3 separate regions of the Mus musculus genome follow, and regions 1 and 3 are each linked to region 2. A link is a loop called in an ENCODE intact Hi-C map of the cell type or tissue named here. Cell type or tissue: heart. All regions are shown on one strand. Region 1 has its middle 8.6 kb from the start of Mirlet7a-1. Region 2 holds the start of Fam120a (family with sequence similarity 120, member A). Region 3 has its middle 4.6 kb from the start of Mirlet7d.

Region 1 (8,000 bases), 420 kb after region 2:
CTTTCTGCTACTTAGGTAAGGAAGCTACTGACTAATTTTTGGGGACCCCCTTTACTCAGGAGTAAGTAAAGCTGCAGTTAGTAGATGGTTGGAATGTGGGTTCTGAATCTTATTATGCCCATCCTCCTCCCAACTTCCTTACCGTTGAACATGACTCACACAGACTCCACGTACTTCCCATATAGAGAGAAAACTGTGTCTGACACTGGGGAAATGGTACTGTTGTTAATCCCAAACGTGCAAGGAAAGACACCAACCCAAATCATCCAATTAATTAAAGCAAGCTTCTTTATTCACGTACATGGGCTGTCGCTTCCTAAAAGTGGGGTTCAAGAGATCAGCATTGAATGTGAGGAAGACAAGGTTTCTATAGCTCAGGGGTAGGGGGTTTCCAAATGGGGGAATTTGACTGTCGAGTTAAATAGGTGGGGTTTACAGAAGCAAAACATAACAAGGTGGACTTCATAGCAATCTTCTCAAACAATGGTAGGGTTGCAAGATGGTTATTACAACTTTTTGAAACAAGGACGTAGTTGTTTCCTGGAACAGGCAGCACAGAACTATTTGTAGTTAAGGTTACAGGCCAATCCTTGAGAAACAGATTTAATCATAAAGAGGAATGAACCTAGTTTGCCTTTACTGTAAGAAGCCTTCAAGCCTAAGATGGAGGCAGGCTGGTTCATCACTGTGATCTCAGGAATCCCAGAATGCAGGGACTCGGCTTCTGTCATAACCCCCGCTCTCAGCGTTTTGTCTCTGATTCTCCATGTGCGCGAATGTGTGTGTGTGTGTGTGTGTGCGTGTTTGTGTGTGTGCATGCACATGTAGTTTGTGCACTTATGTATGTACATGTGGAGGAAAGAAGTCAATGCCAGTCACCTTTATTTTCTGAGACAGGGTCTCTCGCTGAACCTGAAGCTCACTGACTCTGCTGGGCTGGCTGGGTGTCTCCCCAGCCCTGGAAATAGGGGCCTGCTTCCACACTTGGCTTTTTATGTGGGTGTTGAGACTGACTGAACTAATGACCACACTGAGCTATCTTCCCAGGCCCCTTGCTTCTCTACTCTTGCAGATAGGCCTCTCCTTATGTCCTTGCCGCTTTGGGGCCGAGGTCATGAGGGTTCTCTTCTCTGAGCTCATTTCCGATACACTCTTAGGAAGGAACTCTAATTGACCTCATTTAGATAGTGACTTTTGTAGTACTGCTCTGCCTGTGCCACCTTCTCAGCTCTGTGGTGAAGGTGTCAGCTCAGTGAAACCTCACACTTGAAATGGGTCGGGAGCAATCCCTGACCCCCACCCCAAGAGGAGACTGCTTTAAGTCCAGAGGACTCATTCAATGATTTCAGGGACCAGGCTCAGAATAAAAATGAAGCAGGCTCATTGGTGACTGGTAGGCAGGAGAGTTCAGCTTGCACGGAGAGTACAGTGTCATGTTGAAATGCAGACTGAATGCAGAGATTCCCTTTTTTTTTTTTTTTCTGAGAAAACCAAGACATCTAGATATTTTCAAATTAAACGTCTTGATCTTTTTTTGAATGCTGTCAGCCAATTTAAGATAGATTTAAAACATTGCCCGAGAGTAACAAGCATTTCTGGGAACACGTGGAACCCTGGGCTATGACCTGTTTGTAAACCCCTTGAGGAAGATAATGTGAGACAGATAGTATAACTGATGTCCACCCCTCTCTAAGGATAACCTTGGAAAGTATCCCTCTCTGCCTGAGGTCTCTGCTTGTGGAATTTTTTTTTTTTTCTGTTGTGACTCCTCGGGGAGTACTAGCACTTAAGGCCCCTCAGGAGTCATGGGGCCTATGGAGTAGATGAGGTTGTGGAAGACACTGACAGATATCTTTTTTTTTTGTTTATTTGTTTGTTTTCCAAGACAGAGTTTCTCTGTGTAGCCCTGGCTGTCCTGGAACTCACTCTGTAGACCAGGCTGGCCTCAAACTCAGAAATCTACCTGCCTCTGCCTCCCAAGGGCTGGGATTAAAGGCGTGGACCACCACTGCCCCGCTTGACAGATATCATTCTTATGATAACCAGACCAGGCTATAACAAGGCCTAGGCCAACTGCCAAAGGTGATCTGCTGTATTAGCCAGTGTTTACCAGAAGAGCAGAACTGGTAGTGTATTCAATGCTCCCACCTTATGACAGTCTGACTTACAATATTGATTTATTGGGTCCAAACTTTATCACAAGACAAGGAGCATCTACGTATAAATGTGTATGTGTCTTCTTCGATCAATGATTATGAAGTCTAAGAAGTCCTATTAATTCCTTGAAAAAAATTTTTTTCATTTACTCAGCATATATGTGTGCGTTTGTGTGGTCAGAGGACAACTTGGCAGGAGTTGGTTCCCTTCTACCATGCAGATTCTGGGAACTGAACTTAGTCATCAGCCTTGGCGGCAAGCACATTTTATCTGCTGAGCCATCTAGCTGGGCCGTGGCCCACAATTTTCCATATGGAAGCTGCAGACCTAGGCAAGCTGCTGCTGGTGAAATCTCAGGGCCTAGGAGTCAGAAAGCAGAGAATTCAGCCACCCTGTGTCCCTGTACCGTTTTGGTTCATTCAAGCCCTGGATGGGCTGGATGATATCCACTCACATTAGGCAAAGCCATTAGTTTTTCCTTAGTTTACCACTTTAAATGTTAATCTCTTCTAGAAACATCCTCACAGACATCCAGCAATATTATTTAATAAGATATCTTGGGGCATGGTGGCTCAAACTGACACACTAAAATGGCCCATCACACCCCGGAATAAGGACGGAGAGTCTGATCGATGAACAGCAGGGAGATCAAGAAGTGAATATATCATCTTGAAGTCATGCAATGAACAATGAACGAAAGGACAAAAGAGAAGACACAGGTCAAAGGAGATCTTAACAAGGGGAGGACTGAGGCAAAGAGGCCAGAGGACATTTCGAGAAGTATGTATGCTTTACTTTGGCAGTTTTGGTTACAATTACTTGTTTGTCTGGACTGAGAAAATTTGGAGGGAGTCATGCTAGAGGTGGAACGGAACTGAGGTAGCAAAGCCTCCAGGACACAGGGTGGGCCTCTCCAAGGACCTCGGCTGAAGGAATTTGCTCTTTCAGGGCCCAGGGGGTGGCTTCTCTGTGGGCTACTCCTACTTTATAGGTCCCAATTCCCATAGTCTAGAATGTCTCTTTCTCTTAGGACGGAAACCAGAAGCTTCAGCCATCCGTCGCCAGTCAGGTGGCTATATTGAGGCATTTTGATTCTGTAAGTCACCTTCAAATTAGGTTTCTGTTTACTGAAAAAAAAAAAAAAGTAGAAAGAAAAAAAGGAAGAAAACGAAACAGCAAAATCCACACCGCTATGCCTACGAAGGAAAACCTACTGTGAGGAGTCCAGCTTTGTATGAAGAGTTGATGACATCGTGTGGTTTATAATCCTCTTTCTCACAGTATATCCTGAAGGTTGAAGCTCTTCCTCCCCATATCCTACCTATCCCACAAGGTTCACCACCCTCCTCTTCTTTTTGTTCACTTGTTCACTTTAGTCCCAAACTCTCCCATCTTCTAAACTCTCTTGTCATTTGCTTTGGACAGAGAATGTTAGGATGGCTTATAGTTGGAGTTTATAATATAAGCACTTTGCTGACGTGTACAGTGCCTTTTTCCCCTGGATGGATTGCAGATGAATGTTCATAGGGTTTTGTTGATGCTTGACTCTCTTGACTCTCTTTTTTAAACCGTGCAAACCTACTATCATTAAATAGTACCCCAACCCACCCACCAAAGAGCAGAGAGGTCTCCTAGTGCATGGAAAGTTCCAGTAAGAATGAAGAAATGCTTTTGCATTGATTTAAAAAAAAAGAATTCGTAAAGATTGCTTTGAAAAAGTTTTAGCACAAAAATTTCAATACATGGGAAAGAAAAAAAAAATAAAAGAGATAAAAGATACACCATAGGAGACCTAACTCCTTATGTGACAGATGGGTGAAGTGAGGTATGGAGTGGCCTTGGCGTCGAGCCCCGGAGCCCCCGAGAGGGAAGACTGAGTGAATCCAACATCTTGGGTACACGTGAAAACCGCCCCGAAAACTCTAGCACCTCCCGCCTCGCAGCCGGCAGAGCGGACGGAGGCCACGTGACACGACTTGTCCATCACCGCGGAGGGCGGGACTCAGAGGACGGTCCTCGCTATTCTCCCGGTCCTCCAGTAGGGAAAGAGGAGCCTGTCACGGTGGGCGGGCCAGACCCGCCTTCTCCGCGGCGGGGGCGGGCTCAGCCGTCACCCTCCAGTGGGGGTCCGGGTGAGCCCCGACCGGCTAAGGCGAGAGGGCGAGGCACACGTCCGTCAACAGCGTCCGCCAATAGGAATGCGCGCTGCCCGCAGCTCCCGCCCCCGCCTCGGATTCCCGGCGCGCGCGTAGCCTTCCCTCAGGCCGCCGAGGCGGCGCCCGCCCGCCCGCGCTTCCATCCGGGTTCTCGCGCGCTGCTCTCTCCCGGGCGCGGCGGTGGAGGGCCACGGTGGGGGGAAAGCCAGACCATTTCCCGTGGCGGCAGCGGGACGCCTTTATCCGCGAGCTTGAGGTGGGTACTGCGGGCGTGAAGGCGAGCGCGGGGACGTCGCCATTTTTCCCTCCTCCAGACTCAGCGGCGGCGGCAGCGGGCGACCAGGAGGGAAGACTTGGGGGCTGCCGCGCCGCACCCTGGGACCCGTGGGATGGCCTGGGCGCCTCGGGCAGGCGGGTGGCCCCGGGGCCGGTGGCCCACGGATGCCGTGGGCCTTGGGGCTCGGGCGGGGGAGGGGTGCCGCGTGGCCGCTGGCCTGCCCCAGCCCCCTCCGCTTCCCGCCCAGCTCCTCGGCGACCGGGCGGGGGAGGGGGGTCATTCTTCACATTCCTCACCTCGCCCCTCCCCCGCCGCTTCAATCAAACTTGCGGCGGACGGAAGTCCCGCCCTCTGGCTCGCGCCGGTTGGTCGGGGCTACCTCCCCGCTGTGGCGTGACTGGCTGCGGACGTAGCCGGGCCTCTATGACGTCACTTCCGCCGTCAGGTTTGTGGGCCGGGGAGACCTTGGCTTTGGTTGGGGGGGGTGGGATGGAGGAAGGTAGGAAGTGCGGGGGGCGGGGAGGGACGGGGCGGGGCGGGAAGGCGCTGGCAGGGAGGGAACGGAGAGCCAACGCTGGCTGCTTGCCCCTGCTCCGCTCGGCCAACTGCGGCCTGAGGGCCTGGAGCAGCTGCTGGGGCTGGAGGATCGCTGCGGCTGCCCGTCCTTGGCCAGGGGGAGGGGAGCGCGAGAGCGGGAGGAAACTGTATCCCAGGGGATGGGGTAGGAGATTTGCAGCTCGGTGGCACCGGAAACGAGACTGGCCTTTTGACTGGGGAGGCTGCAAACTCTTGGAAGCGGGTGGCCTCTCGGAGGCCGGCTAAGAAAACTTATCTCTCGGCGCGCTCTTTAGCGGAGGCAGGGTGGTAACCTTTATGCCCTTGGCCAGGACTGCCCTTCGGTGATCCCGCTTGTTAGTGCAGGGTCTGTGTCAGAAGTGATCGTCTGTGTTGTAGTTTTCAACTTTTTGTGTTAAAAGGATAATTATGAAAGGACAAGGGGGGGCGGAGAAAAACTTTAGAAACTTAGTTAAAATGGAAGACGATGACAGATTGCTTTTTTAACTGTTGAAAAATATTGGCAACCTGTTTTTGAAGTTTAAAACATTAGTGTTCTTGTTTTTGATTGCCTGATAATCTTGTGAAGAAAATTGAACAAGTAAACAATCTTTTTATAAGAAAAGTTAGTTTAGCCGGGCACGCCTTTAATCCCAGCACTTGGGAGGCAGAGGCAGGCGGATATCTGAGTTCTAGGCTAGCCTGGTCTACAAAGTGAGTATCAGGACAGCCAGGGCTACACAGAGAAACCCTGTCTCGAAAAAAGCCAAAAAAAGAAAAGTTAGTTTAATACAGATTTTTCAGCATTCTGGCCTTTCATTAGGTTCTGTCAGTTGAAGCAGTAATATTTGGGAAATTTGAAATTGTTAGTGTAACAAAAATACTAGTTGGAAATGTAAGAACTTTAATTAGAGAATAGAAATCTTCCAAATTAAGTCGGGTCTAAAAAGTGTTATCAAAATTGTGTAGATGGGGCGTGCATTTTACCCTATGGGTAATTTTATTGTAGAAATTGATAGTTTTGTAGACTTGAAGCAAGCTGTGCCCTCCCCCACTATAAATTGAAGTTGTGCTGATTTGAGACTTAGTAATTTTTCAAGCTGGAAAGGTAGAGGAATGCAAAACATGTGGCTATAAAGAAGGTGTTGGCACACAAGTTTAATCCCAGCACTCAGGAGGCAGAGGCAGGTGGATCTCAAGAGTTTTGAGGGCAGCCTGATCTACAGAGCAAGTTCCAGGACAGCCAGGACTGCACAGATAAAACCTGTTTCAAAAACAAACAAACAACAAAAAAAAGTACTTCAGTTCACAGAGTGAAGTATTAAAACAAATGGTCCTGCTGGAGTTGTTGCTCAGTGATAGAAAGCTTGTCAGACATGCCTGAATTGGTGGGTTGAGTTTCCAGTACTAATAAAATAAATGCTCATAATAATTTAATGTTAGTAAGTCTCATTTAGATTTCTTGAGGGTCCTGGGAAATGTCCCTAGTAAACCTCCTCCAGAACTAAGGAAACTAATTGGTTTAGAGAATAGCATCCTAAATATCAAGTTCCTTTTATTTCAGTAACTAATGTTACAGAACCAGTGTGAGTTGGTGACAATTGTGCAGATAGATAAGTGGTTGAAGGCACTTAGCATCATACCTGACAGTGACCCAAGTTTGAATCCTTGGGACTCACCCACATGGTGGGAGGAGAGAACTGACTCCAAGTTATCCTTCGATGTCCACATTTGTGCAGACATAATACAAAATAATTAAAAAAAAGAAGCCTTTTTAAAAATACTACAAAGCCAGAGCTGGAGGTGTAGCTCACTCAGTTGATAAAGAGTACTTGCCAGCCATGCCTCAAGCCCTGGGTTCCATCTCCAGTTCCTGCCTGCAATCCCTGCACTGTTAGAGGTTATCCTCAGCTATGTAGAAGGTTCCAGGCCATCCTGAGCTGTATAAGACCCTGTTTCAAATAAAGGAGGCTAGATGGAAGCACCACCAATGAATGTTCCAAATAATGTATCCTGAATCACTTAGTATGTGGTGATCAGAAACTTTTAGGAAGATTTAAAATACGAAATAATGTGCTACATCAGCTATATCTGTTAGTTTTCCTGCAAAGTACCATTTTGTGAGTGGCAGAAATGGTTAATGTCCTCCTGAAGAGCACATTTCCTCTCTTACACTGATCTCCAAGGAATAATAGAAACAGCTCTATAGTCATATTTGGTGAAATGTGTAAAACACTGCTCCCCTCTCCCATTTAAGTGTGTATAAGTTGGGAAGTATATTTTGGCACTCAAGGCTAGCAGTATTTCAAAACTTTGAATGTCTTTAGAAACTTATACTATAAAGACTATTTTTACTAATTGTCAATGTTTTTTTTTTCATGTTTTCTCAGGACTAAAGTAATGGGGGTAAAGGTGGCACCTTACATGGTCCTTGAGTTTTGTGGGTGTTCTGTGCATTATGTAATCAATTAAGAGTAGATTGCATTAACTAGATATAATGATTTTGCCTTTTTGGTACCTAGTGAAATCTAGAGTATTTTACATTACAGCAGGAGTATATTTTAGTTACAGTGTGTACCATTTTGAGATATTCAGTTTCAGTGTTGGTAATTGTTTCTTAATGAATAATGCAACTGTGATGCATTATTTAGCTACTTTTCAAAAATTCATATTTGCTACCTGGATATGTTTGTCTTAAAGATAGACAAAACTTTTCTGGTTTTCCAGCTTTATCTCACAAAAGACCTTTCCTAGATACAAGATAGATTTAAATTCTCTTAAGACAGCTGAAAGGTACTTTTGTTACTTTAGGAATATTTTGAGACATTTTAGATAATTTGTTTTAAATTGATATG
Region 2 (8,000 bases):
CACTCTTAGTACCATTCACTATTTGAGGGGAAAAAGATAAGACTTGTTGATTCAGAAAAATTTTCTTACTAGGATCCTGGGTTCCAGTGCAAAGTCAGACACTTCTCTTTTCTCCTCTTCTATCCTAGCCTAAAACAGAGTTTAGGAGTCCTGGGTGGAAGTCCACAAGGCATGGTCCCCAATCTCTAGCTTCAGGAAAGAGGGGTGCTAGAGAAGAGGTTTTAGGTGCCAGCATTCGGCACATAGGACATAAGGAACACCAAACAACCTCAATTAGTACAGATGGGCAAGCAAGGGGCAATTCCAGCCTCAAGGACATGCAGGGACTTATGGCTGACATGGGAAGTAGCTCTTCACATAGTAACCATTCCAGGAATTTGCTCTTTTCTTTCTTCATCGTCTTTTTTGGTCTTTCAAGATAGGGTTTCTCTGTCTAGCCCTATCTTGGAACCTACTCTGTAGATAGACCCAGCTGTCCTTGAACTCAGAATGCTGGGATCACAGGCGGGCACCACACCACCTGGTTAGGACTCTTCTCTTTATCTGTGCTGTACTGGCTAGTTTTATGTCAACTCGACACAAGCCAGAGTCATCTAAGAGAAGGGATTTCAACTGAGAAAATGCCTCTTCAAGATCAGGCTGTACACAAGTCTGTAAGGCATTTTCTTAATGATTAACGTGGGAGGGCCCAGCCATTTGTGGGTGGAGTCATTCCTGGCCTGGTGGTTGGGTTATAAAAGCAAGCTGGCCGAGCAAGCCAATGAGCAGTCACCGTTTGCAGCCACTGCATTAGCTCCTTCCTGCCTTAGGTGCCTGCTTTGTTTGAGGTCTTGCTTCGATTTCCCTTCAGTAAGGAAAGCTCAAGTGTAAGTGAAAGAAATACTTTCCAACCCAAGCTGCTTTTGGTCCTGGTGTTCCACCACAGCAAGAGAAAGCCTAATTAAGACACACCCAAAAGTTAGAATCTTACTTTCCCATAAAATGTATTTTTAAAACAGCTCAAAGCGAAAATGAATTCGCAGCTGTGAAGAGAACATTTCTAGTCCGCCTAGCTGAGTAGAAAGCTTAATCCCAGAGTACCAGAAGCCCCCAGACTAGAACAGCCTGAGACTGCATGCAGACCAAGCGTGCGCATGCTCTGTGGGGACTCTGAAGTCGCACCCAGGCACAGGTTAGGGCTAGGCACACCCCAGGAATCAAACCCCAGCGGGAATACCGTGTCTCCTCCTGATCTCTCCTCCTGATCTCGGGGCGTGTCGGGTAGGCATCATGTTGGGCGGGCAACATGCCCTGCACTTGCAATCCCAGGTCTCAGGGGGCTGAGGATGATTGCTGTATATTGAGGCTGGCTGGCTGCACAGTGGGGTCCAGGGCATCTTGGGCTATGAGTGAAACCTCGAAAATTCCCAAAACCCAACCCCAACTCCCAAACCAAAAAAAGGGCAACATTTTCCTGCTTTAAGCTGTAAGTAAATTAGCCGATGGGAAACAAGTTGAAATGCTGAGAGTAAACTCCCGCCCCCCCCCCCCCCCCGCCCCCGCCTGCTTAAGTTCTGTGCTCTGTGGCTGGCTGGCTCTCTCTATTAATCTAGTAGTCATAATCCTTTTTTTTTTTTTGGAGGCAGTCGGGGAGACAGGGTCTCTCTGTCTCTCTGTGTAGCACTGGTGACCTGGAACTCATTAGGTACAGAAGATTGTCCTTCAATTCACCCAGGTCCACCTGCCTCTGCATCCTGAGTTCTGGAATTAAAAGGGTGAGAATTCTTGGAAGTCTATGGTCATGCAGTATTATTCATTTATTTTTCCCCTCAGTAGTGTGGTAATCACTTCATGAAAAGTTTCTCTAATACAGCCCTAAATGGAGAAAAAAAAGTCCCTAATCATATTGTATTCCCAAGCAGACTCTAAGATTTAGTATTTTTCAAATAGGATTTAGATATTTAGAAAATTTAAACATCACTCAACTCCTGAATTTTCTTTATAGCGTTGTTAGCCAAACAATTTCCCAATCATTAATAAGTTTGGAGGGCATACACAGTTAAACAGGGAAAGCAAGCATGATGAAATTTTGAGGGCTTTTATTATGAAAATGAATTTTAAAGTTCTCAAAATTCCAAAGCACAGTCTATACAATCACAGAGTACAGAAGTGACTACAAAAGCTGGCATTGCTAACATCTGTATAACAACCTGGGAGGCCACAGAAAGCCAAGGCTCTCTTAAGGAGAGTGATACTTTCTTTTAGAAGGATCACCATCCTACGGTCTTAAAATAAAATGTATGCTTAATTCCAAAATCATGGGTGCTAGCACAAAAGCTTTCTCCCCTCTCCCTTTTTAAAATAAATAAATAAAAGCAGTAATGTTTAAAAGAAATAAAAAACAGGCCAGGCAGTCAGGATGGCAAAGGGCTAGCCCAAGCAGGCCAGCAAACAAGAAACCACAACAAAAATAAACACAAACCTAAACAAGTGAATGAAATATATATGGAATGTAATCTTGTTAAGAAAATACAAGTGATTCATGTGCAATCTTGTATACTAGCTGTGAATTACATAAAACTTGATTATTTTGGGGGATGTTATTATTTAGTGAGGCTTTAAGTGTAATCTTAATTTCTAAATGACATGGAATTACTTACTCTGGGATTAAGTTTTCTACTCAGCTAGGCGGACTAGTGGCCTCATCACTAATTTTATACATAAGTGGCATAACGTATCGGGTTTAAAAAAATTAAGGAAAATCCATCAAGGCCCTAAGCGCATTTCATCTGTCTACATCACAGGAGCCTGTGTTTGAGATTGGTGGAAGAATGGGGTGTTATGATCACAGTTCATTGTATACACGCATGAAACTGTCAAAGAATAAAAATAGTCTTTAAAAGAAAAAAAAATTAAAAGAAACTATAGAATTCAGTTTGCCTATTCTCGAAGACTCTGATGGGGGGCTTTGAGTCTGCATGAACTTGGTGTTCTGTGCGATGGATGGGTCACTCCTGTGTCCAGTGCACCCCGCTCCAGCAGCGGCTTGTCTAGAAAAAGAACAGATGAAAAATTGAAGGTAAGCAAAAAAACAAAACAAAACAAACAAAAAAAACCGCTCCTTTTTCTTGGGGGAAGGGGGAGCGGGAGGCGGGTTTCATGTAGCCCAGGCTGGCTTCCAATTGGATGGAATGACCTTGAACTTCTCTGATCCTCTACTCTCCACTTCAGAATGCTGGGATTACGGCCTAAGCAACACGCGGGAATCGAACCCTGGGCGATCGAAGATCCCAGACAAGCACTGTGCCAACTGAGCTACGTGCCCAGGTCCCCAGCGGACAGCTTCTCCTTCAGAACGTTTGGTCCTGGCTCAGCATACGTACCGTCGGCGCCTGGGTTTAGCCGGACCCTCGCAGCCCGAGCCCCTGGAGGCAGCGCACGTCCGCTCGTCTCCGGAGGGCGGCGCACGCCGGGGAGGCTTGCCCCTCTCGGGGAGTCTCCTCAGCCGGGTCCCGACACCAGGCCGTGAAGCCGCCGTCCCGTCCCGGGAGCGACGCCATCTTGTCGCCGCCGTCCTCCTCCGCGGCTCGCGCTCCCGGGCTCCAGGCTCCCCCTAACCCCGCCGCGCGACACACGCGGCGGAGGAGGAGCGCTGGCTGCCGGCCACGCCTACCGGGCCCGCAGCCGCGAGCGGGGCGGAGCCAGCCTCGGAGGCCGCGGCCTCCGGGCGCGGCCTGCACGGGCCCAGGCGCCTCCCCGAACCCGCCCGGCTGCGGCCCCCTAAAGGGCCCGACAAGCCGAGTAGCGCTCCGCCTTCTCCGCCCCGCCGCCGCCGCCCCGGGAGCCCGGCCGCGGCCCCGGCGCCGCCTCTTCCGCCTCCCGCGTCCGCGCGGGCGGGCCCGACGTCAGCGCCGCCCCGCCCGGCCCAGCTTCGGCCTCGGCCTCGCAGAGCGCGGCGGCGGCGCAGGTCCCTCCCCAGACATGGCCCTGGGAGGCGGCAGCACATGGCGGCCGCGGCGGCCGTGAGCGCGCCCCCGGCCAGCCCCAGCCAGCCCTGAGGCTGCCCGCGCCCGCCGGCCGCGCCACGGCCCTGCCGCCCCCAGCCCCGCCGCCGCCGGCCCCGCCGCCGCCCGCGCGCGCGCGCCCCGCCGCCGCCGCCATGGGCGTGCAGGGCTTCCAGGACTACATCGAGAAGCACTGTCCGAGCGCCGTGGTGCCGGTGGAGCTGCAGAAGCTGGCCCGGGGCAGCCTGGTGGGCGGCGGGCGGCAGCGGCCCCCGCAGACCCCGCTGCGCCTGCTGGTGGATGCCGACAACTGCCTGCATCGCCTGTACGGTGGCTTCTACACCGACTGGGTGAGCGGCGGCCAGTGGAACCACATGCTCGGCTACCTGGCGGCTCTGGCCAAGGCCTGCTTCGGAGGCAACATCGAGCTCTTCGTCTTCTTCAATGGCGCGCTCGAGAAGGCCCGGCTGCACGAGTGGGTCAAGCGGCAGGGCAACGAGCGCCAGACAGCGCAGCAGATCGTCAGCCATGTCCAGAACAAGGGCACGCCACCGCCCAAGGTCTGGTTCCTGCCTCCGGTCTGTATGGCCCACTGCATCCGCCTGGCGCTCATCCGCTTCCACGTCAAGGTGCGGCTGCAGCCGGTTCGCCGGGGTCTCCCAGGGCTGGGGCTGGGGTCTCTTTGGGCCTGAGTCAGGATCGGGCCTGGTGCCCTTTGGACCGATTCCCTTCGGGTTTGGGTCAGGGTTGGGGTCTGGGGTCACTTGGACAGGAGTCACAGTTGGGCTACAGGCCTCTTCGCGCTTCGGGCTGGGCCTGGGATTGCTTGGGTAGCGATCAGAGTTGAGTCTGAGGTTCCTTGGCCCAGGGGTTTGGGGCTTGGCCTAGGGTCTTTTTGGGCTTGGATTTGGGTTGGACTTGGGAGGTCTCTTAGGTCACTGTCAGCGCTGAACTAGTTCCGGGAAGCCCAGCCTAGCCCAGAGTGAGTCCTGGGTGCCCCTGCCCGTGGAAGGCCTCAGCAGGCTTCAGTGTCTCTCAGGGCCCCTCTCGGGACATAGCGTGTCACCATGCCCAGGCTTGATGCAAGCTAGGCAGAGGGGCCCTAGAGCAAGATGGATGCCCGGGCCTTTAGGCCTGGTGTGGTTGAAGTCTACCCACCACATTCCTCCCTACTCTCTGGCCTCTGTGGGCCCATAGACTTGTTCATATGACACTTGAGGCTGGTGGATAGACCCTCACCCAAAGTGGGATCGGTGGTGTCGTCTCCCACATCCTCAGTCTTTCTCCTCCCCTGAGAGGCCGACAGGCTACCCACTGGCCTTATCCTTAAGCATATACCCATCTGTCGAAATTAACCCACTCTTTCCCAGCAACAGGTTTATCTTGGAAGTCTGGAGAATAAATAATGAGAGTATATTGCCAGGACCTTAGGCACAGGAAGCTGAAAACAGAGCCTCCAAAGCTGTGGGAGAGGAAGGAACCTTGTTATAAACCAGGGCTGATCTCTTAATTCTCAAGGCAGATGCCCTGCTCTTCTACCTTTGAAAATGAGATGTTTGGAGAAATTGTCTATGGTAACGTTTTGGTTTTAGATTTCATGGTACTGTGAATTTGATGAGATGGGCTCTTGTCAGTTCTCTGAGTTTTAAAGTGGTTCAGTTCTGTATGTCTACTATGAAGGTAGCAATTAGGACCAGGAAGAAGAATTTGGGGGTCGTTTGGCATAGGCAGGAGCTTGTGAGAGCTGTTTTTCTGCTGCACAGGAAGTGTTGAGTGACCTTCACTAGCCCTGATTGGTGGGTAAGGAGGGAGAGCTCCACATGTTAGCCCTCTGCTGTCCCGTTGGCAGAAGGTTCTGCAGCCAGAATTGGGCCAGAGAACTTAAGGGCTCCGAGGTTGATTGAGAGCCGAGCACCTAACTGATCCTCAACTTTGAATAGCTTTGCATTTTCATGATTTTTTTTTTAAACACTTCTTTGGGGAGGGGTGAGGCTGTTTGAGTTTTTAAGACTTGCTACTGTCTTCCAACTTGCTCTTTTCTTTGGAAACTGAGCTTGAGTTACAACTTTTAGCATGTCTCCCTCTTCCTGACCATCCCTGCTGGCAGTGGTGATGGTGGTAGTTAAGCCTAAAATGATTGCGGAAGTCCCACCCAGGGTCCTGTTGCAATTGGTGAAGTTGTGTTTAAGTGTGTGGGTGGGGGTGGCTGGATGCCTGGTGATTGGCCCAGGAATATGGCAGATACACAGCCTGACATTTCTTAGGGAGTTCGTGTGAGAGGCAGTGTGTGCCTCTCACTTTTTCTCTGTAGCCTGGGGCTCTCAGAGGGGGAAAGCAAAGCTGTTGCTCTGTGATCTACCTCTAGTGGACAGCCTGGAAATGGACCTGCTTTAGTGTTGCTTAGTGATGGGAAGTAACATCTAAGACACAAAAAGAGTTTTATTTTACCTGCTTTTGCTAACTGCACAGGGCTGTATTTTTAGTCAGCAGAGACATTCAATAAAAGATTGAATATTACTTCAGATTAGAGTCTCCTCTGTCTGTCCTTGTCTCTATATCTGTTGTGTGTGTGTGCACTCCTGAGACAGTGTTGCCTTTCCTGCCTGCTCTGTCTCTCAGCCTTCTCTAGTCTTTGTAGATGCAATTCTAGCAATCCTGGCTGTCCACTTTCTCAACTCTGAGGAGAGGTGAAAAAGATAGTTTGCTGGAGGCAGGAGCTCCATTAATAGCAAAAGGTGGCACCAGAGAGAAGATGTGAAGCTGTAAAAAGCAGAGACAGAATTCTGGGAACTATTTTAAAACAAGAGAGCAGTCCTGTGTACTTCAGCATCCCTGAGGGTAGTGCAGTATCACAAGGGTGATTTGCGGGCCTGGGCGATGGCTTTGTGGTTAGGGCACATGCTTTTGCAGAGGGCCCACATGATTCCCAGCACCCACGTGGTGGCTCCTGATCATCTAATACTCCAGCTCCAGGGCATCTGAAGCCCTCCTCTGACTTCCACAGCACCAGACGGGAAAGTGGCACAGGTGCATACAAGCAAGCAGAACATTCTCACACATTAAACTAAAGATAGTGTTTAAAGTAATGATTGTGTATGTTTTAAAAAGGATGATTTTGGAGTCATAAAAATTATCTTCGGTGGTCTCTGTTTAAGAAAGTGTATGTTTCAATGTGTGTGTCTGTGTGTTGGATTTTTAAATGTTTTCTGGAGGCTCACAGATACTTAACCAGTGATGCACTATCACTATCTTCCAGAATGGGCGAGCAGCTGGAATTGGGTGGTCCTTATTTTATTTATAATGTTTCTGGGTGTTCTGCCTGCATTATGTCTGTGCACCTCTTTTGTGCCTGGTGCCTTGAAAGGTCAGAATAAGACGTTGGATTTCCTGGAATCGGAGTTACAGATTGTTGTGAGCTACCGTGTGGTTGCTGGGAATTGAACTCAGGTCCTCCGGAGGAGCTAGTGCTCTTCCAGGGCCAATTGGTATCTTCTTAATGAAACTTTATTCCCATAGACACTGGTGTTGGGCCTGAGAATGTTTGCCCCACATGTGTGAAGTCTAGGGGTCCATGCCCAGCACTGCAAAAACTGGACATAGTGGCACACACCTCTAGTCTCAGTACTCAGAACGTAGGGTAGGAGGAGCAGAAGTTCAGAGCTATCCTTGCCTGCGTAGCCTGGTAGTGGCCATCCTAGGCTCCATGAGAACTTGCCTTAGGAAAAAACCCACCACCTTCACCCACAAAACAACGAGCAGTTGTGGAGGTGGCTCAGTACTGGCAGTGCCTGCTGTACAGAAAGAGGGTCTAAAGTAGAACCCCAACACCCACAGAAAAAGCTGAGTATTGCACTGTGTAGCTCCAACCACAGTGCTGGTAGGGTGACAAGATCCCCATGGCTTGCTGACCAGTAAGTTCCATGTGAAGACACCCGTCAACCCCTGGCTTCCACACAGCATGTGTGTATTCACATGCACACACATGCATCACACGTGTATACATACATGCAAGCCAAG
Region 3 (8,000 bases), 440 kb after region 2:
ACCCAGTAGTATAGCTTAGACTGGCCTTGAACCTGAGATCCTTCTATCCCACTTCTCAATGCTAGAATTACACTTGTGTACCACTATACCTGACACCAAATCATCTTTTTAGGTATCTATTATAACTTCACTTTCTATTAGTGTCTACTACCATTATTCATAGATGTATTACTAAGGCTAATTCAATATTTATAATTTCCTGTTTTGTAAATGTTCGTGTAATTTCATATTATATATGATTATAAATGTGGCTACATTTCCATACACCTTTGAGTCTTGAATTTGCACAAGCAAATACTACCTTGCAAATACCTCTTCATTTCCTCAGTATAGTTCAAACATTTACCAAATGAGGGAAGCAGGTAACTTTACTAATAGTAATGTCTCCTATGAAAACTTTGGGTAAGGAGGTTGGTGTCTTTGCTTTCCATTGCTGCAATAAAGACTGAGGAGGGAAGGATTTATTTTAGCTAAAATCGCTGATGTTACTCCACTGGGTAAGATTAGGGCAGGAACCTAGAAGCAAGACCCGAAAGGGGGCTGTGGAACACTGCTGGCTTGCTTACCATGGTTTGCTCAGCCTGCTTCCTTACAACCCAGAACCAGTTGCCTAGGGGTGGTATCTCCTAAAACAGGTTGGCTATGCCAAGCCCTCCCAACTCAGTTTAATATCTCACTTTCCTGCAGACCAATCTGATAGAATTTTTCTCATTGAGGTTCCCTCTACCCTGATACCTTGTAATCAAAATGACAAAACTAAAACAATTGGGAGTTCAGGGTATACATATATGAGACCATTGAGGTGGAATTGTGAAGGTTTTGTATTTCAGGAGGAGAAACTTGTACAAATACACTACTGGTGTTAGTGATTATAGCTATCTTGTGATACAGGGGTTTAGATTGGTCAGTAATTTGATGGAAACAAAGAGAACTAGCATTTGCTGTTAAGTCTGACAGTCTCATGTCCTTGGCTGTCTTGGAACTCACTATGGAAGCCAGGCTGGCCTCTAAACTGCTTGCCTACTTCTGCCAGATTCTTAAATTTTAAGACATGGGCCATCATTTTAAGTCATGTGTGTGAGAGAAATGCATTACCCTACAATAAGAGTTAAGTTTCTTGCAGAGGAAATTCAGTGTATTAGGGGAATCCTGAAAGTTAACCCTGAGGGGATAGTGAAGACACTGATCAGGTTCTCAGGAAAAGGCTTTTTGGCTGAGCTAAAAATAAGAGAATATAGGTCCCTTGGGTGGTGGTTCTATGAGCATGGGCACAACAGCATTGCAGTGGGGAGAGGCTGATGACACCCAAAACTTCTCAATCTTGGGATTTGGCAGCCAGACTAGGATCGAGCTCAATGATCATGAGCATCGGATGTTCCTGATGCTTTGGAAATTTGGGTCACCTTAAATTGATTCCTGATGTGCTTTTTAAAGTAATATAATCAGGCCTGCAAGGAAGTTTGAGTACCAGTGCACTAAGAAAAGGGTAGATGGGAGTAAGAGCAAGTGGGGGAGAGAGCTGAAACAAGGTGTCCAGAAACTGCTCCCCATAAGAACATAAATTAGTAGTCACAACAAAATACCTTCAGAAGAGCTAAATCAGGTCAGACCTTAGTTCATTTTAGCATCCTATGTCCTCAACAGGCCTCCCCAGATTTTACAGTGTGTAGAGAATAACCCAAAGTCCAGTTGGTTTTGTGTTAAGGCGTATATCACTGTCTGGCCGTGTCATTTTTCAGGCGTAAGTATGCCACAGGCCTAGGCACTAATGTTTGCATTAGTTTTGGAATTCATGCTGTGTTGGTGACTGGCCTTTGGGCTCAGACTGAACATTGTAGAGTGGGTGGCCGTGGGTTGGTTTGGTTCCTCCTTGTAGACCCCTAGCAACACAAGATGGACTAGTCTGGAGGGAAAACAGGCCTTTTGAGTTGGGAGCTAACCCCTCCACGTAAGGCCCAGAGAAGGGACATCAGTGGTAAAGGTGAGTAGGCTCAGTAATTGGGTTTCCTGCAGTCATTCTAATTCTGAATGGTTCCATAACTGCTTATTGGAACAGGAGCTTCAAGATGGTTTCTAGTGGGAAATTAACAGATCAAACCAAGACTACTGTAAACTACTGAAGGTACCAGCTAGTGCTAAGACAGCAGAAGTGATTACATGTCCAGAAAACCTTTTTGTTTATAAAATGTCACAAAAACATTGTTAAAATGAGAATAAAAGCCTTAATCTTTTACATGTGGACTTGCATGCCCACATCAAGGACTTTGTAGAATCATGCTTTGATAAGGAATAAAGTAAGCATCATCAGGAAATGGCCAGTTTTTAAGGGAAGTAGATGAACAACGAAATGTACTTCATTAAAGAAACAAATAGACATCAGTCAACAGAAAAAACTGAAGGCTATTTTAAGGTGGGGGTGGTGTGGAGAGATCAAAGAATTTACACTGTAACCAATATACAAGGATATTAAAATTTTTTAATTTCATGAAACGAAAATGGGAACCACATACTAAAACAAGTAGTACTAAAAGTTTATTGTGACCAGTATCTACATCATGAAAATAACTCATTGTTAACACTTAACTGAAAATATAACTGATCTTCAGGTCAGTAAAAGAAAAAAAAAGATTAAAGCAGAAATAACATTTTTAACAAGCAAAAACCAGCAAGATAGGACTGAGAGACAACAGTACTTAGGGGAAATAAAGATGTTGCATCTGACATTGTAGAAATATAGATAATTGTGAACACCTCTACATAGCTGATGAAAGAAGTGGACACAGTTTCTGAAATTGGATGAATCAGTAATGAGGCCCCCACCATAGAAAAGCTTCATTGTTGAAATCCACTAAGCATTTAAAAGAGAACAAAAACCAACTCATGCTTTTCAAAAGTATATGAAGAGGAAAAGAAGGTATTCTTCCAAACTCATTATCCAGGGCCAGTGTTATCAATATAGTAAAACTATATAAAGACACAAGTCAGTGGTCAGTATGCTTATAAAGATGGATGAGAAACTAAGTAAAACTAGAAAACCAAATCCAAAAGCACATTAAAATGGGTTCTCACCATGAAGAGGAGTTCACGGATTCAAGGAGGGAATAACAAGCCAAATCAGTAAGTACCGCACAACACATAAATTAACCATATGATTATTTTGGTACATGCAGAAATGGTATTTGATAAAATTTAACATTCATAGTTAAGATCCCAAATGATATAACTACATATACAACAAGGTTCTAGTTAATGCTCCAAGTGAGACAAGCTGCTAGCTTTCTCTTTGAAGATCAAGAACAGGACGAGTCCTTTTTTAACCACCTTTATTGAAAATGCTGTACACCCTAGCCAGAACAATGAAGCAAGAGAAAGAATGTTTGAATTGAAAAAGGGGGAAGTAAAATTCTTACTATTGGAAGATGACAAGGATGTTTTACATAGACACCCCCAAATATTATGTTAAAGGGTAGACAGTATAGAAAAATTGATAGCTTTGGTAGAGGCTAGCTAACTGAATTATCTGAAAAAGAAACCCAACTCAGTGTCCTAAGTACAATACCTACAAAATATATAGAAATTAATTGGGGGGGGAGGGTATGGGGGACTTTTGGGATAGCATTGGAAATGTAAATGAGGAAAATACCTAATAAAAATATTTTAAAAATTAATTGAAACATGGATGCTTTATAGTAAAACAATTTCAGTGATAAAATTAAGAACACACAAGTAGTCGGCCTTATTTACTTTTCTACTGTTGTGACAAAGCACTGTAACCAAGCAAGAAGAACCAACTTAGAAAGGGTGAGTCCATGACCATCATGGCAGCAGGCAGGCATGGTGCTGGGGCCCTAGCTGAGAGCTGACACTTTGAGGCAACCACCATGAGATACGGTTAACTGGGAATGCTGTAAGCTTTTGAAACTCAAAGCCTACCCACAGTGACACATCTGAAAAATCACACATGGGGCTTATACCACTCCTGTTGTCCCCATGTTTGTGTTGCCCTCAGAGCTGGCACTTCTAGGAAGGAGTGTGCTGAAACTTTAATGTTTTCAAATTCTATTTTTATTTATATGGGTACACTGTAGCTGTCTTCAGACACACATCAGAAGAGGGCATCAGATCCCATTACAGATGGTTGTGAGCCACCATGTGGTTGCTGGGAATTGAACTCAGGACCTCTGGAAGAGCAGTCAGTGCTCTTAACCACTGAGCCATCTCTCTAGCCCCAAAAATCTTATTTTTAATGATGGTTCTTAAATGCTTTAACCTCCCTTTTAGCCCTCTCCCCCACCCCCCAGGTAGTGGAAAAGAAAGGATACAGGAGGGGGCAGGGAAGCGGACCTGTTTAGAAAGGTTCTTTGGGGCACCTTCTGTCTGTGTTGTCTGGAAATCGGCAGTTTAGTTTACAGGTTAGTAGCAGCAGCAGCATCTCAGTTCACTCACAAACACTTCATGGATACACCAGCAGTCCAGTTTGGTAGAGTCAGGATAGCAAACACTCAGCAGCTGTGGCACTACCTAGCAGAGACAGCTAGGCCTCAGCCTTGGCTCAAGTCAATGGCGAGAAGCCAGGAGAAGTTCTGGGCTGTGCCTCTCTTAGGGAAGTGATGATCAGTGAAGACACTAGGCTCACAAGCATTGCACAGCTAGCTCTGTAAGCAAGCCAAGCACAGCCTCTGCTGCATGGAGTCCTATTTATCCTCTCTCCAAACATCGAGTGTCCTCCACAGGTTTTGCCTCAGCACCTGTGTTGTCTCAGCTGACATCACTCTGCCAATTAGCCCACTTTCAGAAAGTGGCAAGAAACTGCAACACACCACCAGAAGTTTTTTGGTGTGTTTCTCTCAATGAAGTCCTGACAAATGCAGCTCAACTATGCAATGTAAGGTGGACCAATGCATGGGTGTAGTTAGCAAAGAATTCTTCCCTTTCATGTGCTTGCTTTAGCAGAATATCCTCTCTCCTTTGTCTGCTTCAGGGAAACTTCCTTCAGGAGTCTGCCTTAGCCTGTCACACCTGTGTCTACATTAATGACATGTTCCTTCATGTGCTTGCATCAGGAAAACATCATCCACCTGACTTTCCAAAGAACTCTTAAGTTTCCACTTCAGAGTGCTTTTTTCAGAAGCCCATTTTGCTCAGAATTCAGTTGAAGTAGAAGTACAAGATACAAGAGTACATATTAGCAAAGTATTAAGATACAATGTTATATAGAAGTATTAGATACAAGAACATACATATTTAGCCCTAAAGAGTATATATGTATGTATATATTCATTGTGCCCCCTGTCTGCAAGAGTTGAGTCCATTGTTTTTCTGTGCAATCTAATGTAAAATACCTAACTAAATGAATATACATCTATGATCCCAGTTCTTGAGAGGCTGAGGCAGGAGAATTTTAAATTTGAGACTAGCTTGGTCTGGGTGACATACATAGTAAGATCTTGTCTTACAGAAATGAGACACACAAATGTTATACATGCATACACACATGTATGTATGTACATATTTTAGGGTTAAATACTCAGAAAGTTGAAAAGTTTGTCAGGGTAATGGGCAACAACACTTAGCACATGCTCTCCTGGAGAGGAAGTCTTGAAATGCTTTAAATCTGGCCAATCTGTCATGGACCAGTATTGCCTAGTAGCTCTTAAATCTATTTTGGGAGCCTTGAGCTTGCTCATCTGGATCATAGCTGGCCTTGAGCTAGTCCATTCAGTGTTCTTCATGTCCTATCCCTGGACCACTAACCTCTTGCCAATCAGACATAGAGCATATGGCCACTGGTTCCAATCTCCTATGGAATTGGAGAAACTTTTTTTTTTTTTTTACTCCTGTAAGATCTCAATGCGGAGGGCAGTGAGAGAAAGAGTAAGAAACAAGATGCATAGGTTGTCATGTGACTTCTAGTACTAGCCTACTCTTCATGGGTGGTTCCTTCTTTCACTTTTTTCTTTCTTTCTTTTTTATTTTTATTTTCAAAGACAGGGTCTCACGGTGTAGCTTTGGTTGTCCTTGAACTCATTATGTAGACCGGGCTAGCTTCAAACTCATAGAGATTTGACTGCATTTGCCTCCCAAGTGCTGGGATTAAAGGCGTGTGACACTTCATCCTGTTCTCTATCCTCACTGTAATTACACTGGAGGACCAGTGAGAGAAACAGGGGAAGGCCCATGGCAGCTGGCACTGGCAGCTTCTCATAGGAGCCACCTCTTGCACCTAGCAGAAAGAAGGAATAGCCAAGACAGCCAGAGTCTTCCTGTTGCTTTCGAGGGCCTTGGTGTGACCTCCTCCTTTGGGCTGGCTCTGCTGTGGTCATGAAGGAGTTCTATGACATTCACAAGTCTGCCATTTTGAAAGAGACAAGGAATATTGCCTTTTGGGCTCCATGCTGATACTGCTGTGAGGGTTTATGAAAGGTCTTGTGAAACACTGTCTACTAGAAATATAATAATGTGAGCCACATGTGTAAATTAAATTTCCTGGTAATTGCATTTTTACTTTTGTAAAGAGTACAAAGAAAGCAGGTGAAAATAATTTTAACTGCGTATATACAACATTAATTTCCACATATAATCAATACTAAGCACTAATTAGACGTATTAAGCTCCTTTTTAATACTCGGTTTTCAAAATACCATGTGCGTTTTATGTGGAAAACAACCTTAATTAGAAATAGTCCCATTTCAAGTGCTCAATGGCCCTTTATGTGGCTAATGGCTTCCTCATTGGACAGATGTAGTCGCAGATTGGACTTTCAGAGAACAGAGCCATGCTGCCATCTGGTGGTTATTTAGTTAAATAGCATCCATGAGCCACTGCAACTGCCTGGTCCTCAGCCCGCTGGGAAACTTCCTTCTTGTGCAAATCCTCAGGAACAAAAGTATCTGCAGTGCTGTGAAGCTTGCAAGTGAGAAGGCTGTAGGAATGAGGAGGCGTTAGCTAAGAGGACAAAAGATATGCATGCCCTCAGGGAACCCCATTCCAGGGAGGCCACAAACACCCTCACCTAGCCCATGCTCATCACCTAAAATATTTCTTTGTTTTTGCTAATAAATACCACCATGTGACAAGTCTCTCTTGCAGCCCATCCCTAACTGCTGAGCTTCCTGTTAGTGAAGACTCACAAGCAGAGCTGTGAGAAGCCAGGGAATGTCGTCTTTACATGGGGAGATCTATTTGTACAATAGTAGTGTGTGTGTGTATGTGTGCGTGCGCGCGCGTGCGCGCTCATACACGTGTGTATATGTGCCTGTGAATTCGCTCATGGAGGCCACAGAAGCTCAGTGTCCCATTCTATCACTCTTTGTCTTACTTTTCTTTTTTTAAAAAAGATTTATTTATTACTATATCTAAGTACACTGTAGCTGTCTTCAGACACACACCAGAAGAGGGCATCAGATCTCATTACAGATAGTTGTGAGCTACCATGTGGTTGCTGGAATTTGAACTCAGGACCTTTGGAAGAGCAGTCAGTGCTCTCAACTGCTGAGCCATCTGTCCAGATCATCTTATTTCTTTAAAACTTGGTTTCTCAGTGAAATCGGAACTATGTTGCTAGCCAGCAAGCCCCCCAGTCTCTGCTAGGGTATACTCTGCAAGTGTAGCCCTATCCAGATATTTTACCCAGATGCTGTGGATTTGAACTCAGGTCCCCATATTTGTGCAGCAAGTGCTCTTACCCACTGATCTTTTTCTCCATCTCATAAAATAGTTTCATAAATGGATTTGTTGGGCCCAAGGATAGGTGCATCAATAATTTTTTTAATTTAAAAAATCAGCTTTATTTAGATATAATCTGCATACAACAAATTTTGTAAGTGTACAGTTTGATTAATTTTGCCAAATGTACACAGTTATGAAACCACCACCACAATCATACCATTTCCATCACTTTCAGAAATTCCCTGTGACTCTCAGCGTTCCCCTTCCTATCTCTGGCAAACACTAATTAGTTGTTTTGCTTACACTGTGCCTATCTCCCTCCCTCTCTTACT

What was found. A loop is a pair of places that touch in the nucleus more often than their neighbours do. Peaks named below come from ENCODE experiments on the same cell type or tissue, not always from the same donor. Only the 100,000 strongest peaks of a DNase experiment are listed, where the experiment ranks them.
Region 1: a loop joins it to region 2, with 2.5 times the contacts of the local background. A loop is called at or near these places in 4 of 42 quality-filtered maps.
Region 3: a loop joins it to region 2, with 2.2 times the contacts of the local background. A loop is called at or near these places in 4 of 42 quality-filtered maps.

Annotation. Positions count from the first base shown.
Region 1 is chr13:48,542,919-48,550,918 of GRCm38, reverse strand. No RefSeq gene overlaps it. Among named protein-coding and RNA genes, the nearest start is that of Mirlet7a-1, 8.6 kb to the right of the region's middle. In heart, a CTCF peak has its summit at 4,210; DNase peaks (open chromatin) are centred at 4,238 and 4,888; H3K4me3 peaks cover 3,693 bases; H3K27ac peaks cover 2,749 bases.
Region 2 is chr13:48,963,967-48,971,966 of GRCm38, reverse strand. It overlaps Fam120a (family with sequence similarity 120, member A), which reads left to right and starts at 3,907. Exons shown (of 18, transcript NM_001033268.3): 1 at 3,907-4,612. The coding sequence starts at 4,139. Fam120aos (family with sequence similarity 120A, opposite strand) reads right to left here and starts at 3,855. Exons shown (of 2, transcript NR_015601.1): 1 at 3,363-3,855; 2 at 2,062-3,029. In heart, CTCF peaks have their summits at 3,431, 4,282 and 6,371; DNase peaks (open chromatin) are centred at 3,656, 4,556, 5,066, 6,166 and 2 weaker places; H3K4me3 peaks cover 4,516 bases; H3K27ac peaks cover 4,451 bases.
Region 3 is chr13:48,527,489-48,535,488 of GRCm38, reverse strand. No RefSeq gene overlaps it. Among named protein-coding and RNA genes, the nearest start is that of Mirlet7d, 4.6 kb to the left of the region's middle. In heart, a CTCF peak has its summit at 6,790 (motif pointing left); DNase peaks (open chromatin) are centred at 4,568 and 6,798.